Linked DNA regions of Homo sapiens: region 2 is linked to region 1. Evidence: chromatin contacts called from ENCODE Hi-C or POLR2A ChIA-PET data. All regions are on one chromosome and are shown on one strand. Each heading gives the region's core, a stretch centred on a gene start or an enhancer-like site at or near the end of the contact. The rest is flanking DNA. Distances are from core to core; before and after follow the strand shown. Region 1 holds the start of SLAIN2 (SLAIN motif family member 2). Region 2 holds the start of SGCB (sarcoglycan beta).

Region 1 (6,475 bases), core at 3,079-5,578:
AATATATGCCCCCAACAGTGTGATAGGGGACCACCCTCTAGACAGAGAATCTCCCTAAAAAAGCCCCCCTTCATTTTGCCACCAAGCGTTCAATTCAAAATTTCTCATATACTTAACCTTTAAGGTTCCTGGGACTCCTTTGTAAAATTGTATTGTACCAAGACAGTGAAGAAGGGGCCGTTTGATAGATCAAAGGGAGGCACATCTGGAGGAGGGATGCTGGTGAGGAATAGATGAAAGAGGGTAAGTAGAAAATAACTGACCATGTGTACCTATGAAGATTAAACGGATGGACTGTCTAGTGAAATGATCTGTTATGTTAAAAAATGGATGGATTGGATAGCAAAGGTTTTGTCAAAGAATCTGAGCATTTTCTAAGGAAATGCAAATATTTCTGTGTCTAGCAATTTCTAAACTACTTTTTAGCATGTGCTTATATAGACACACACACACACACCTTGATTTAGGATTTTAGGATGGCTAAATATCTTTAAGCCATTGAGTAACAGTTTTTCATTCCAAATACTTTTAGTGGTTTGTAATATTTTCCACTTTGTCAGGAGTTTCACTAAGAGCTAACATGCATGTAGGAGCAAGTTATGAAAATGGGCCACACCTGCTTAGAAAAGAAACAAATCCTTCTTCCAGCAACAAACCAAGCTTATCATAAAACACAACACCTGAAAAACTAGTTGGGCTAACTGTGATGCATACTTCAGACACCTACTAGCTCTGCTCCTTGTAGCTATATAAAAGTCACTCTTAGAGTGACTTTTAAAAACATGCTGTAACACTTCTGAGTCACCAGAGAAGACAGGGTATCACAGCTAACCTGAAAGAGGAAGATCCTGGCAAGGTTAAGGATAGAAAGGAAATATTCTTGTCCTTATGCTTCTCAGTGAGAACTTAAAACTCTCTCCTCAGCAATTCTTAAGGGCTGTTGGCTCTCAGGAGGTAGAGAGTGACCTAGTTTTGAGGATGACATATATGGTATGACATGTTGCTCTTTTGGAAGGAGAAAATATAATTTTAAAAGTCAACCATTCAAAATAATTACAAATTTCCACTTCAATGATTTGAGATATAACCATATTTATCTGAAATTCTCTTTTAGGAGACTTCACTTAGCGTAAATCCATTAACTCTCTCGTTCAAAAAACATGTATTGAGCACTTACCATGTACTAGGCACTGTTGTAGGCACTGTTTTAAGCACTGGAGATATAACAGTGAACTCTGTTCTCCTGCAGTTCACACTCTACTGGTGAGAGACAGGCAGTGAAGAAAAAAAGAAAGAAAAGGAAGGAAGGAAAGAAAGAGAGAGAGATGTGTCTGAGAAAAAATGAAACAGGATTAAGAGGATGGGGAATGACACAGATGCTATTTTATGGAGAATCATAATGAGGATAGTGAATTTAGGTGCTATTTGGGCAGAGACCTGAATGAAGTGAGGGAGTCAGTCATGTGATAACGTGAATGACAACCAGATCCTAGACAGAAAAGCAAGTGCAAAGTTCCTAAAGTAGAAACATGCTTGGCTTGTTTGAAGAAAATCAGGAAGGCCAGTGTGGTAGAGTGATGGGGAAGGTGTTAGTTAATGAGATACTTGCAGAAGTTGCCGAGTATCCAGAGCCCTATAGTCCAGGGAAAAGACTTTGAAGTATGTTGGGAAGCCAGTTGCTTCTGAGGATTCTGAGCAGGAGAGTAACCTGATGTGACTTACACAAAAGATCATCTGGTTGCCATGTACACAAGAGACTGTAAAGCAGCAAAGTGGAATAGCTCATTAAAAGAGTACCACTGTAATCTAGACAAGAGAAGATGGCAACTTGAATTAGAGTCGTAGCAGTGGAGGTGCTGGGAAGTAATTAGACATATTTTGAATGTAGAGCCAGCACGACCTGCTTAAAGATTGGATTTGGTGGGTGAAAGAAAGTGAGGAGTAGGGATTATCCTAAGGTTTTTGGTCTGAGCATTTAGAAGAGCTGTCATTTATTGGAATGGTGATGACTACAGGACAAGCAGATTTAAGCGTGTGTATATGCTGTGTAGTGTGTATGTGTGTGTATGAACTGAATGTTGTTTGATACTTAAGAGGCCTATTAAACATCCAAATATCTAAATTCGTGCCTGCCATATAGTAGATATATTCAATATTTATTGAATGAAAAAGGTAAGACATTGAGTAAGGCAATAGAATTTAAAAATCCAAGTATATCTATCCACTATGAACTTCTCTATATATCTAAGTATATTCACTCTCATGTTTTGCAACCATGAGGCCTCACCAGAATCCTTTACTTTTTCATCCTGGAAGAGATACTGGAGATCCTCCAACTCACGCATTCTAAAGTAAACTAAGGACCAGAGATTAGAGAGCAGCGATCAAGGTCAAGTGCATTTATGCTACAGCTAGAACCCGACATCAGGCTTTCTGATTCTTAATTCATTGTTCCACACTACAACAGCTTTTCCTGCCCCACAAACATTAGTGCTAACTTCATAATGTCCGGTGAACTGTTCTTTTCAAGGAGTATATTTGAAGGGTTCGCCTTATAGAAACTGACTAGTTGGAATCTATTTTACAAAGCATTGAATGCAAGTGAAAACTGCTACACGTGAAGTAGTCATGATTTTTAACCCTCCGGCAACAAGTTCAGACTGGTCAGAAAGAGCAATGATATTTAGATGAGCATTACACAGATAATATATATTACTTGACAATTATGTTAGCAAACAATCACATCCTTTGACTAGGTCTGTATAGCTAGAAAAATACTCGACTTATAGTTAGCCAGCAAACTTTTAACACAAATACGTTTTTTGCTACGAATAAATAGCTACGTGGTTTTAAGTAGAACTTATAGTCTACTTAACTTTCAACAAACCAAGTATTGAGTGTCCACTGTGTCAGTGTACTAGACATGGGAAGCAAAAATGAAGTGTCCTTAAATCAAGTAAACAGACAAAAACAAACGAAAAATAATTCTTAGAGAAAAAAGCAATTTAAAAAAAAGTGCAAACACCTATTGAGAACTATTGATCACGTAGTGCTAGAATATGCAGAATAATTAGATCTTTGTGGAATTGTTGGGAAGAGGTTTCCTGAATGAGAGAGTATGGGATTTAAGAAAAGAATCAGATATGGCAGGCGGAGAATATGGCACTAGAAAAGCTAAAGGGTAGAAGCAAGTCAGTCATGGCATGAGTCCACACTCAGGTGTAACAGGACTGGATCATTGTTATTAAACTAAGGGTGGAGGCGGCAACTGAAGAAAAGCTGCAAACACAAGCCAAAGCCGTTCACAATTGACCTCTGAAGACCAACGACTGTGATAATGTGATCAAAACAAAGCATTTAAGTTTTGTTTAGGTTTCCTGCCGCATTCTAAAGGCAGACTTCACATTCTTACAATTTTCTTCATTCTTCAGTATCTGTCAGCGTGTTTAACTACTTTTAACATACAACTTTTAAAAAAGTCAAGACACACTACGAGGAACTTTTTCCGAAGGAAGTGATCCAAAGAACAGAGTGTGAGTCAATAAACGGAGAAAGGGAGTAGAGAAGCGGTTTACTATCCCCCGCTTCCGCCCCAGTGTGCTGTAAACTTTAAGTCGGGAAAACTATGTTTTAACCGATGAGATAATGCCTTTAAAAGTGCTTAGCACACTGTCTGGCCAGTAGGAAGCACTCAAGAAATTATGATTATTTTGACCTTAGACCTCTCTTAACTGTCTGAAACTGGGGTTTCTTATTTTCAGGGGAAGAAACAGGACACAGGCAGTCTAGAGGCTCCTGCCAGCCGAGACAATCTCCAATTAAAAGTCGGCATCGATTAAATATTTGCTGAACAAAGTAAACTGTCTCTCCACCGCCGGGCTGAGCGCCCACTCGAGATCCGGCCCGGAACAAGGGCGAGACTGGCCCGCGGGTCCCACACTCCCTGTAAGGGGTGGAGAACACGCCCACACGCCCAGACCAACAGGCGAGGCTGTTCGAGGACCTTGTTAGCCACCTCAGCCCCGCCCGCCGCGAGCCTTCTGCTGGCCTCCCGTTCTGCAGGGACCCTCCCTAGCCAGCCCGGCCGCGTCCCACATCCGCCGACACGCCCCTTCCGGCCTAATCCCCGCCCCTCAAGCACCGGCCCCGCCCCATAGGCCCCGTCCGTGGCCCCGCCCCGCCGCGAGCTGGCGCCGGGTCCTCTCAGCGCCCGCCGGCGGCCGCGTCCACCCCCGACGCTCTGAGGTCACCGACTGGGCCGGCCCGCGGGGGGCGGAGGGACGGAGGGAAGATGGCGGCAGGGGCCGGATATTGGCGCCGCCTCCCCCAATCCCGGAGCCGGCGCAGATGAGGCAGTTCGGCTGGGGCCAGCGGCGCTTTGGAACCCGAGGTGGGGGGACCCTGGCGGTGGGGCCTGGTCCTGCTATATGCCGGCGCCTCGGCTAGAGTGAGCGGCGGCGACGCCTCTTTCCTCCGTCTCTTTCCCTGTCGCTGCGAGAGCGAGCGGGCGGCGGAGGCGGCGGCGGCGGCGGGGCCGGGATGGAGGACGTTAACTCCAACGTGAACGCGGACCAGGAGGTGCGGAAGCTGCAGGAGCTGGTGAAGAAGCTGGAGAAGCAGAACGAACAGCTGAGGAGCCGCTCGGGGGCCGTGCAGGGCGCCGGCTCCCTTGGGCCCGGCAGCCCGGTTCGGGCCGGCGCGTCCATTCCCTCCTCCGGCGCGGCGTCTCCTCGGGGCTTCCCCTTGGGCCTCAGCGCCAAGTCGGGCGGCGGGCCCGGGTCGGGCCCGAGGCGGACGAGTAGCGAAGAGCTGCGGGACGCCACCTCCTTGCTAGCGGCGGGCGAGGGCGGCTTGCTGGACGAGGTGGAGCCGCTGCGGCCCGACGAGCTGGAGCGCCTGTCAGGCTGGGAGGAGGAGGAGGAGAGCTGGTGAGCGCGAGGCGCCGGGCAGGAGCTGGGCGGGGACGGGCCCGGGGGCGGAGAGCGTCCTCTGAGGGTCCCTCTGGTCGGGCGCCTCGCTTTGTGTAGCCGGGTCCGCTCTCCTGTGGCGACTTGTGGTTTTCTTGCTTTGGCAGAGGGAACGTCAGCTGGAGTTGGGGGTTCGAGGCGTGCGCAAGTAACAGGGTTGTAGCTCGTTGTCCTTTGGATTGTGGACCTTCTGAGTGCTGGACCCTATTGGGGTCTGTGGGTTGGGGCAGCTTGAGAAGGGCTGTTCGCCTGGGGAGGAGTCGGAGGTGGGAAACTGCTTTGTAGGCAGGGATCCTGCTTTGTGTAAGATACTGGCTTTCGGATGGTGGCCCTGGGCATTCTGGATGTAGGAGAGGGGTCTGCTTGATGAGGTATCACCAGGTGTGGGGGTCAGGGGCAGACCAGAGTCGTCTACGTCTATGCAGCGGTTGGTGTTTGGGACCCATTTCTGGCGGGGATGGGGAGACCGTATGAATCAGCACTCCCCTTTGGGTAGTGGGGTAAACCTTGCTTTGTGTGAAGAGAGGGCAGAGGATGGTGCTGCTTTTTTTTTTTTTTTTTTTTTTTTGTTACTCTGTGTGAAGAGTCAAGGGTGGAACGAGCCCTGGCTCTTATTTTCTAAAACAAGAATTGAGTCTGGCGTTTTGCAGAGCTCTGAATTGACAGTTATCACATCCATCTTTCATTTCCACGTCCTTCTAGGGGCAGAGAAAAAGAGTCCTATTTAAAAATTTAAACCAAAGCTATATTGTCATAAGCCACTTCTTGATGAAATTGTGGCCCCCCCACCTTAATATCACTTTCATAAATAGGACATGGGAGGCTTTTCCTCTCGTTTTATTATAAAGATGTGTGTGGGCAATTATTTGTCTTAATTCATTTTTCTTAAAGTTTTAACTTTTAGCTAAAATGTCTCTGCTCTATTGAAATTAAAACTTCTAACAGTGAAATCGAAATCATTCATAGACTCTGGTATTGCAGGGCTGGAACTTTGCAGTGTTCTGAGGTAGTTAAGAGCTTTCCTGGGTTCGCCCCTGGTTTTGCCACTTACTAGCAGTATGACCTTGAGCAAGTTACTCTGAGGCTCACTTTCTTCTTGTATTTGATGGAGAAAATAATAGCACTTACCTCTATAGAGTTATGAAAATTTAGTAAGATAATTATGTATGCATTTAGCGCTGGATCTGGCACATAGTAAACTGTCTAAAACAAGCTGCTATTTGTTACTCTTAAGCCTAGTTACTTAAATCAAGAAACAGTTCTTATATGATGTTGTAGGAGATTCTGGTGATTCTTAAGTGTTGATCCCTGTTCATAAGGCAGTTATAGTCTTGTTGAGAACTAAGTTTTGTGCAGTTAAATAAACTAGAAAGTGTACAGTGAATTACCCAAAGAGTGATAGAACAAAGAGTACTGACAGTGCTCAGTAACTGGGAAAAAAATAGTAGTCCAAAGTAGTTGGGCCAGACTTTGAGGAGGAGGTGGCTTGGAGTCTGAAAGTGAGGAAA
Region 2 (7,328 bases), core at 1,837-4,336, 3.7 Mb after region 1:
GCTTAAACACTAATTCCATAGATAGGAATACAAAAGAACTATAGGAAAGGGTCCTTATCCTCTATGTATTAACAGATATGATTTGTGTACATGTTAACATAAAATATTTAACAATGCAATAAAGCACTCTGTATGTTCAGGTGCCAAAATCAATAGTCTAGGCAATACACACTGCAGAGTTCAAAGGGAGGAGAGACAGGATGACCTGGAGTTGTTAGGGAAATGGGGAGAAGTAGATGGGTCAGATATGGCAAGGCAGGGAAGAGGAAGTTGGAAAAGTAGGGCCAGGTTGTGAAGGTTCTTGGACAGCAGGGTACAAATTCTAGTCTTTATGTTCTATTTAATTGGGAGTCACTGGAGGTTTTTGAGCACAAATTCAGAGTGTTAAAGGTGTGGGCATTTGTACGAGAGAGAAGAAAGAGGAGTACCAGTAAGTAAGCTGCTGGGGATGTTGTAGTAATGGAGGATTGAGGTTAAGAGGACCTAAACTAAAGTGGGATGAAAAAGGAGAGATTAAGTAGATACTTTAAGAGAAGACTTAACAGAATTTGTAGTCAGGTTCCAAAAAAGAACCTCAGGCTTCTGACAGCCCTAACAGATGGGCAACTTAAAAGTGTTAGCCAAAGTTTGAATATAGGTCCACATAAAAGAGAGAAAGGACAAAATTCATCCCTCCTGAGACGTAGTCTTTACTCTTCTCTGCCAAACCATGCACATTACTGTCTTCATCTTGATGCATTTAACATTTATTGAATAGTTACTATAAGCCAGGTGCTCCAAGCTACCAGGATGAACATAGTGTCCACCCTCAAGGAGCTTAATTACAGGCCAGTCAGGTAGACAGACAAGGTGACTAACAGTTCACAAAGCATGACAAGTGCTGTAGTGGAGCAATGCATACAATACAGAAAGGGTACAGAAGAGGAATGCATCTCCACCTAGCAGGCAAGGGCATCAGGGAAAGTTTCTAAGAAAAGCTGAAGGTTGAGTTAACTCTTGAAGGATGGACAGGAGTTAACCAGGCAAAAGAGCTAAGAAGGTCACTCTAGGCAGAGGAAGAAGCATGGAGACTTTGAGAGGCAACCATCTCTGGGAGAACTAATTTTGGTCACTTTATGTGGATGGTGAGAAGGATAGGTGTAGGGATGAAGCAAGAAATACAATGAGAGATGTGCTTAGGGGCCAGTAAGCAACATAAATACCATGACAAGAACAATGGACTTTATCCTGAAGGCAAAGGGGAACTACTGAAGAGTTAAAATAGGTTTCCTATACAATCAGATTTGCATTGTAGTAAAATCACTCCAAAAAGAGATGAACTGGAACTGAAGAGCCTAGAAGTGAAGATATCAACAGCAGGTTTCTCTAAGAGTCCCAATGAGGTACTGACTGAGGTTTGACTTTGAAGCTGAAGTCTGGGGAAAGGTGTTAAGAGGTAGAACTGTCAGGATCTCGTGATTGTTTGGATATGAGTGTGGCACAAAGGGGTCGAAGATGACTCCCAAATAGGACTGGCTATATAATTTGTGGGGCCCAGGGGGAAAAGAAAATGTGGGGCTCACTGTTTAAATCTCAAGCCCAGGACAGCAGAACATTAAACCAAGTGCAGGTCCTTCTCAGCTCCCTTAAAATGGCCTTGGTCCTAAGTTTCTGGCTAGGTTAAACAAGTGAATGGATGGTTGTAGCCTTTTTAATAGTAAGTATGACAGAGTCCAGTTTTGAACATTTTTGAGTTTGAGGTGCCTATGGAAAATTCAGTTAAGTTCAGGGCTGGAGACGTAATGCGTAAATTTGAAGTGGAGACTGAGTAACGGATCAGACTGCCCCACTTATGTGTAAAGCAAAAATAGAACCAGATGGAAAAACAATCATCTGAAACAGAAGCTGATAACTTAGGCGGGAAATGAGGAAAGCCAAGGCACAATTTAAATACCAACTCCAAGAAGTTTTGTCTCCTTTCAGTTTCACTCATTCCTCTATGTTTTATTTTACTGTTACAAATCTGCAGCCTGCCTATTGTCTTTAGCTGATTTTTTCTGCATGTATTTGGCTGTATGACTTTAAGCTCCTTGAAGAGAGATTTTACGTCTTTTATCTTCAGAATGAGCCCTCCAGTGACATATATCTAATAGGTCTCTAAAAAGTTAATTATCTAAGAAAATCGTTCCAAAGGTCAAAACTTGACTCATTTTTTTCAACAATGTTTTAGAATGAGACTTTTTAAAGAGAAACTACTATAATTGTTCAAAGGAAAAGTAAGTTAGGTAAGGGGGAAAGTTACTGAAAATTATCTGTATTACAATAAATCACCCTAGCGATTACGTGTATGTATATATTAACACACACACATATGCATGTACATGTATGCATACGTATAACTAGATTTTGGGGGGATGAGGAGCCTTTTAAACCATTCTAAGTTACAAGTTTACAATGCAGGTCAGGAAATCTTGGATAAATCATTTTTAAAAGTGAACAGGAGATAGTTTTAGACTGGTGACTAAATCTTCAAAAACCAAAGCGTGAGGGGAAATCTGGGATGTCTGCATATTGGAGATGGCAGAAACAAAAAACAAAGATGGCAAGCTGACACCGGGGCAACAGCTGACCCGTTTCTTGTAAGAGGAGCCTTCTCGCTGGGGCTGCGGTTATTTTTATCCAAATCTCTGCTGGCGGCTGAACGGGGTACGTCCCTGGCACGTCCCAGCGCAGGCTTCCAGGCTGGCTCGACCGCCTCCCAGGCTCTCCGGAAGGAGACCCCTCCTCACCCCCTCCGAGGATCAGCCAGGCCGGGCCGAGCCCGAGGCCGCCCCTGGCTCCTGGTCCCTAGCTTGTGCCAGCATCCTCGGCGGGGCACAGCTCCTCCCGCCCCGCCCCGCCCCGATCGGCCCCGCCGAACCCAGACCCTGCGGCCCGCGCCCCCCGCACCCCCGGCCAGGGCTCCCGCGGGCCCAGCCGGCAGGACGCGGCCTCCCCCGCTCCTCCAGCCCGCGGCCGCGGCGGTACTCACAGACCTGTTCTGCAGCCGCCGCCGCCGCTGCCGCCATCTTCCCGCGCCCGCCGCCGCCGAGCTCCCCGCCCGACTGTGCCCGCCCCTCCGCGACCGCACCCTGCGCGCCTGCGCTTGCGCCCTGGCGGGGACTGGGGGCACCCGCTGCTCACACCCTCCCCTCCCCAGCCCGCATCCCTGACGACCCGCATCCCAGCCCTGCGGGCTCAGGCTCTGCGGCGGCCCCTGCACCTAGGACCTTGGCCTGGGGCGCGTTGTATTGCACAGGGGCCAGAAGGGGCCTATGGGGATTCCGCTCCACCCCGGGCCGCCTGCAGATTCCTCAGAAAGGGCACCCTCAAAAATCGAGGACGCTTCTCCCCTTCCCCTTTGTTCCCCATCGCTGAAAGATCGGTGCCATCCGGAGCTGTGAGGCTCTCTTTGTTTCTCGGACCAAGGTCTCCTTGGCTAGGGTGGGAGGGGCCGATATCGAGACCACAAGTGGACGCGGACCGGCGTGGTGACTGCGTGGGCAGAAGTGAACGAGTGGTCACTTAGGTGGCTGGAGTCTTGAAGACTGAGAGTCCTCAAGGAGGACGTTGAATCCTTCGGGCTGCTTGACTTCGGAGGCCTATGAAGTCTGATGTTTTTATCCTGCGATACTGGGGATGGATTTTTCATTTAGTGTTGGAGATAGTGTTACCATGTATATCCTCGGGAACCTAATTGAACGGACATTTACTGAACACCGGGAAGCCACTCAAATGTACGAGTTACTTGAGTAGACATTCATTGTTCCCTGTTGTAGATATAATCCAATAATTATTTTAGCTGAAAAAAAATGCAGTGAAGTCAATAGCAACTGTTCCTCATGTAGCTGAATCACTTCTAATAAGCACCTTTGGGCCCTAGTACTGTCTAATTCAGTGGGAGTCAGTACCTAGCTGGTCATCAGTCTCTCTGCATTTCTTTTTTCCTAAATGCTGGAACCACTTGACTCATATCTCTAGACTCACTCCTCTCTGAGTCTGTGGGACAAACATGCATTTTAGGCAGGAAAATTCTAAGTTAAAGCCCAATGATGCAGGAGTCAGCAGTAAGGCTCTGTGTTAATATTCTGCCTGTGGTCTCATTGATCAATTTGCACAACTGGGCTTTTAACTGATTCTGAGTTCCTATCTTCTAGTCCTTAATTCCTAAGCTTTGCGTTTTTCTCTCTGCTGGGAAAGTTCTTCTTCCCTGGCACGCGCACTCTTATTCATCCTTCAAGAACTATTCTATTCAAACGTCATATTTTCTCTAAAGGCTTCAGAGGCTCCCACAGATCTGTTCCTTAACTGTGTGCCTAGCCTTTTCTAGCACTTCAGATTGCATTGTATTTTTATCTTGTCTACCTGCTGATTTCATTCAAAAGATGGTGTGTTCTATCTGGAAGGTAGGTGTCTTACTCATCGTTTAATCTCCAATGTCTAGCACAGTAATTAAACTTAATAGATATCTTAGAAATCTGCCCAGTATCCCAATTTCTAAGCCCTGACTTGATTTTGCCAACCTCCCTCCCACTTAGGTGGTGAGATACCTGGTAGCCAATTTTCCTGAAACCAAATGCTCCTTTGGCTATTTGAATATCACCTTCTCTTGGATTCTTTCCTCATCGCTGATGTCCATCTCTGACAGGACATCCCACTATTCTTAATGCCAATTTCTATTCTCTTTTAAAGAGATCCAATTCACTCACATGACCACATTTTAATGTGGGTTATTTTCAAATGTACTATTGTCAGCCTTTTTTCCCCTGAAATAATGACATTTAAAGTCAACTCTGTGCCTGGCAATGCCTCTTTTACAAATGAAGAAATCAAGGCTTGTAGAGGTTAAATGGCTGACCATCTTTTCAACTCCTAAAGAGCCAGTATTGAATCTAGGTCCATCTGACTAGTCTTTGCTCTTTCTACCATACATCACAGCCTTTAATTTTGCTCTTTCTTTTGACTGTTGCATGATATTAGCATTTGGAAGCACAAAACACAGGTCCCCAGGGCTGGAGTATGAGTCAGATTATGAAGACACTTACACCTTTGTTCACTTTGCAGTGGTTTGAATAGTGCCCTGCAAAAAGGCATATCCAAGTCCTAACCTCCAGTATCTGTGAACGTGGTGTTACTTTGAAACAGAGTCTTTGCAGATTGCTATAGAATGAATGTTTGTGTCTCCCCTGAATATTTCACATGTGGAAATCTTAGCCCCCAGTGTGATGATATTAGGAGGTAGGGCCTTTAGAAGCTGACTTAGTCCACTTTGTGCTTCTATAACAGACCATCTGAGAGTGAAGAATTTATAAAGCACAAAAAATTATTTTCCCACAGTTCTGGAGGCTGAGAAGTCCAAGCAGGTTCAGTTGTCTGATGAGGGTCTGGTCTCTGTTTCCAGGATGTTACCTTGAACACCTTGTCATCCTGAGGGGAGGAATGCCAAGCCCCTATGACCTGAACAGCTCTCAAAAGGCAACACCACCCAATGCTGTTGCATTGGAGATTAAATTTCCGAACATGAATTTTTGGGGACACATTCACATCATAGAAGGAAATGATGGGTGATTAGCTATCACTATTCATGATTAGTTCTCATGAATAGGATTAGTGCCTTTATAAAATAGATCCAAGAGAATTGGTTTGTTTCTTCCACCATGTGAGGACACAGTGACATCTATGAATCAGGAAACAGGCCTTCACCAGACACTAAATCTCTAAGCATGTTGATCTTGGATGTCCCAACCTCCAAAACTGTGAGAAATAAAGCTCTGTTGTTTATAAGCCACCTAGTCCATATTCTGTTATAGCAGCCCAAATGAACTAAGACAGATGTTTTTAAGGATCTTGAGATCACTCTGAATTTAGGATGAGCCCTTATCCTTATAAGAGGACAGAATGGCAACATACACTAAGATGATATGAACATAGAAGCAGAGATTGGAGTGATCACTCTACTAGGCAAGGAATACCAATAATTGCCAACCGCTACCAGAAGCTAAGAAAGAGGGATGGAGCAGATATACGCTTAGAGCCTCCAGAAGGCTCTGATTTCTTACTTCTAACCTCTGGAACTGTAAGACAACAAATTTCTGTTGTTTAAAGCCACCAAGTTTGTGTGTTACAAATACACACTTCAAGTTCAACACATGAAAAATTTGAACTCAAAACCTTTCTTCCCAATCTGGTCCTCCTGTGTTCCCTTAGTGAATGATATCACCATCTAGTCAGACACCTCAAAGTAGTTCTATACTATTTCTGGAATGATCTTTCTAAAATACAAATCTGATCATGTCACTCCTCACCCTCAAGCTTACCATACTCCAATACCTTTCATGATAAAATTTAAGCTCCTTATATTTGGTCCTTCACCAAATTTTGGTCCTTCACCAAAAGGTTAGAAACTTTTGGTCCTTCTGCCCCTTTCTAGCCTTGTTTCCTGCCTGTCCCACACACACATCCAACGTGACTACAGAGGAGTCAGGGAATCAGAGACAAAGTAATCTATCCCTTTATCCCTGTGCAATATTTGCAGCCCCCATCTGCTTGCCCGAACTCAAGTTCTTAATGGCTCTGTTCCTTTGCATATGTGGCTCTTTCTCCTTTTAATCTAGCTGTCTCTACTTGTCCACTAAAACTCAGATCAAGGGATATCTTTTCTGAAAAGCCTTTCTTAAACCTTCTCCCAATCATACATTTCTGATTTGTGTGGACCTCTCTGTGATCCCCAAGCATGCTGCTATTGTCACATCACACTATACTGAAATTTATTTATTTGTCCATCTGTTTTAGTTATCTGTGAATTCATGCCTCTCCAGATTCTTCCCATTTTTCAGAACCAACCTCAGTCCTACCTCCTCCTGACAATCACAGCCAGTCCTTATTCCTCTTTCCTTTTAACTATTATTGCACTAATTTGCTGTAACACCCATTTGATACTTAGTGCAGTATCTTGTTACTTTACTTTTCATGCATATACAGTTTGCTTCTGATTAGACTGAGTTCCTTACAAAGCAGAGGTAATGTGTTATTATTTTCCATGTTGCTCTAAGTCCTGAACACATTAAGAACCAAGTATATAATACATACTTAATAGCTCTGATGAATATTAAATTAATTTTTTCTATTGGGTAAAAAATATTACTAGCATCTAAGTATCTCTGACATCGGTATCTAATGCTCACCATACCATACCCCAGAGAAGGCCACTAGACTAACCCTCATCTCTGTGTCTTCTAAGTGCTCTTTCAAGGGTCCAGTTCTGCCCCTTCCATACTTAACCTCTGTGACCTCCAATGTGATATAAAAGA

The links. A loop is a pair of places that touch in the nucleus more often than their neighbours do. ChIA-PET counts read pairs that join two places held with the same protein, here RNA polymerase II (POLR2A). Pooled maps may share reads with other maps.
Region 2: a loop to region 1 is called in a map of naive thymus-derived CD4-positive, alpha-beta T cell, with 13 times the contacts of the local background. The contact joins the promoter of SGCB here to the promoter of SLAIN2 in region 1. A Hi-C loop is called at or near these places in 1 of 168 maps with a recorded cell type or tissue (naive thymus-derived CD4-positive, alpha-beta T cell) and 5 of 50 pooled maps. POLR2A ChIA-PET finds 5 or more read pairs at or near these places in 1 of 52 experiments (OCI-LY7).

The regions. Positions count from the first base shown.
Region 1 is chr4:48,337,201-48,343,675 of GRCh38, forward strand. SLAIN2 (SLAIN motif family member 2) reads left to right here and starts at 4,329. Exons shown (of 8, transcript NM_020846.2): 1 at 4,329-4,928. The coding sequence starts at 4,540. RefSeq lists enhancers at 3,750-3,869, 4,276-5,189 and silencers at 4,020-4,359, 4,500-4,809.
Region 2 is chr4:52,035,213-52,042,540 of GRCh38, forward strand. SGCB (sarcoglycan beta) reads right to left here and starts at 3,087. Exons shown (of 6, transcript NM_000232.5): 1 at 3,015-3,087. The coding sequence starts at 3,047. RefSeq lists an enhancer at 2,500-2,619 and a silencer at 2,860-3,299.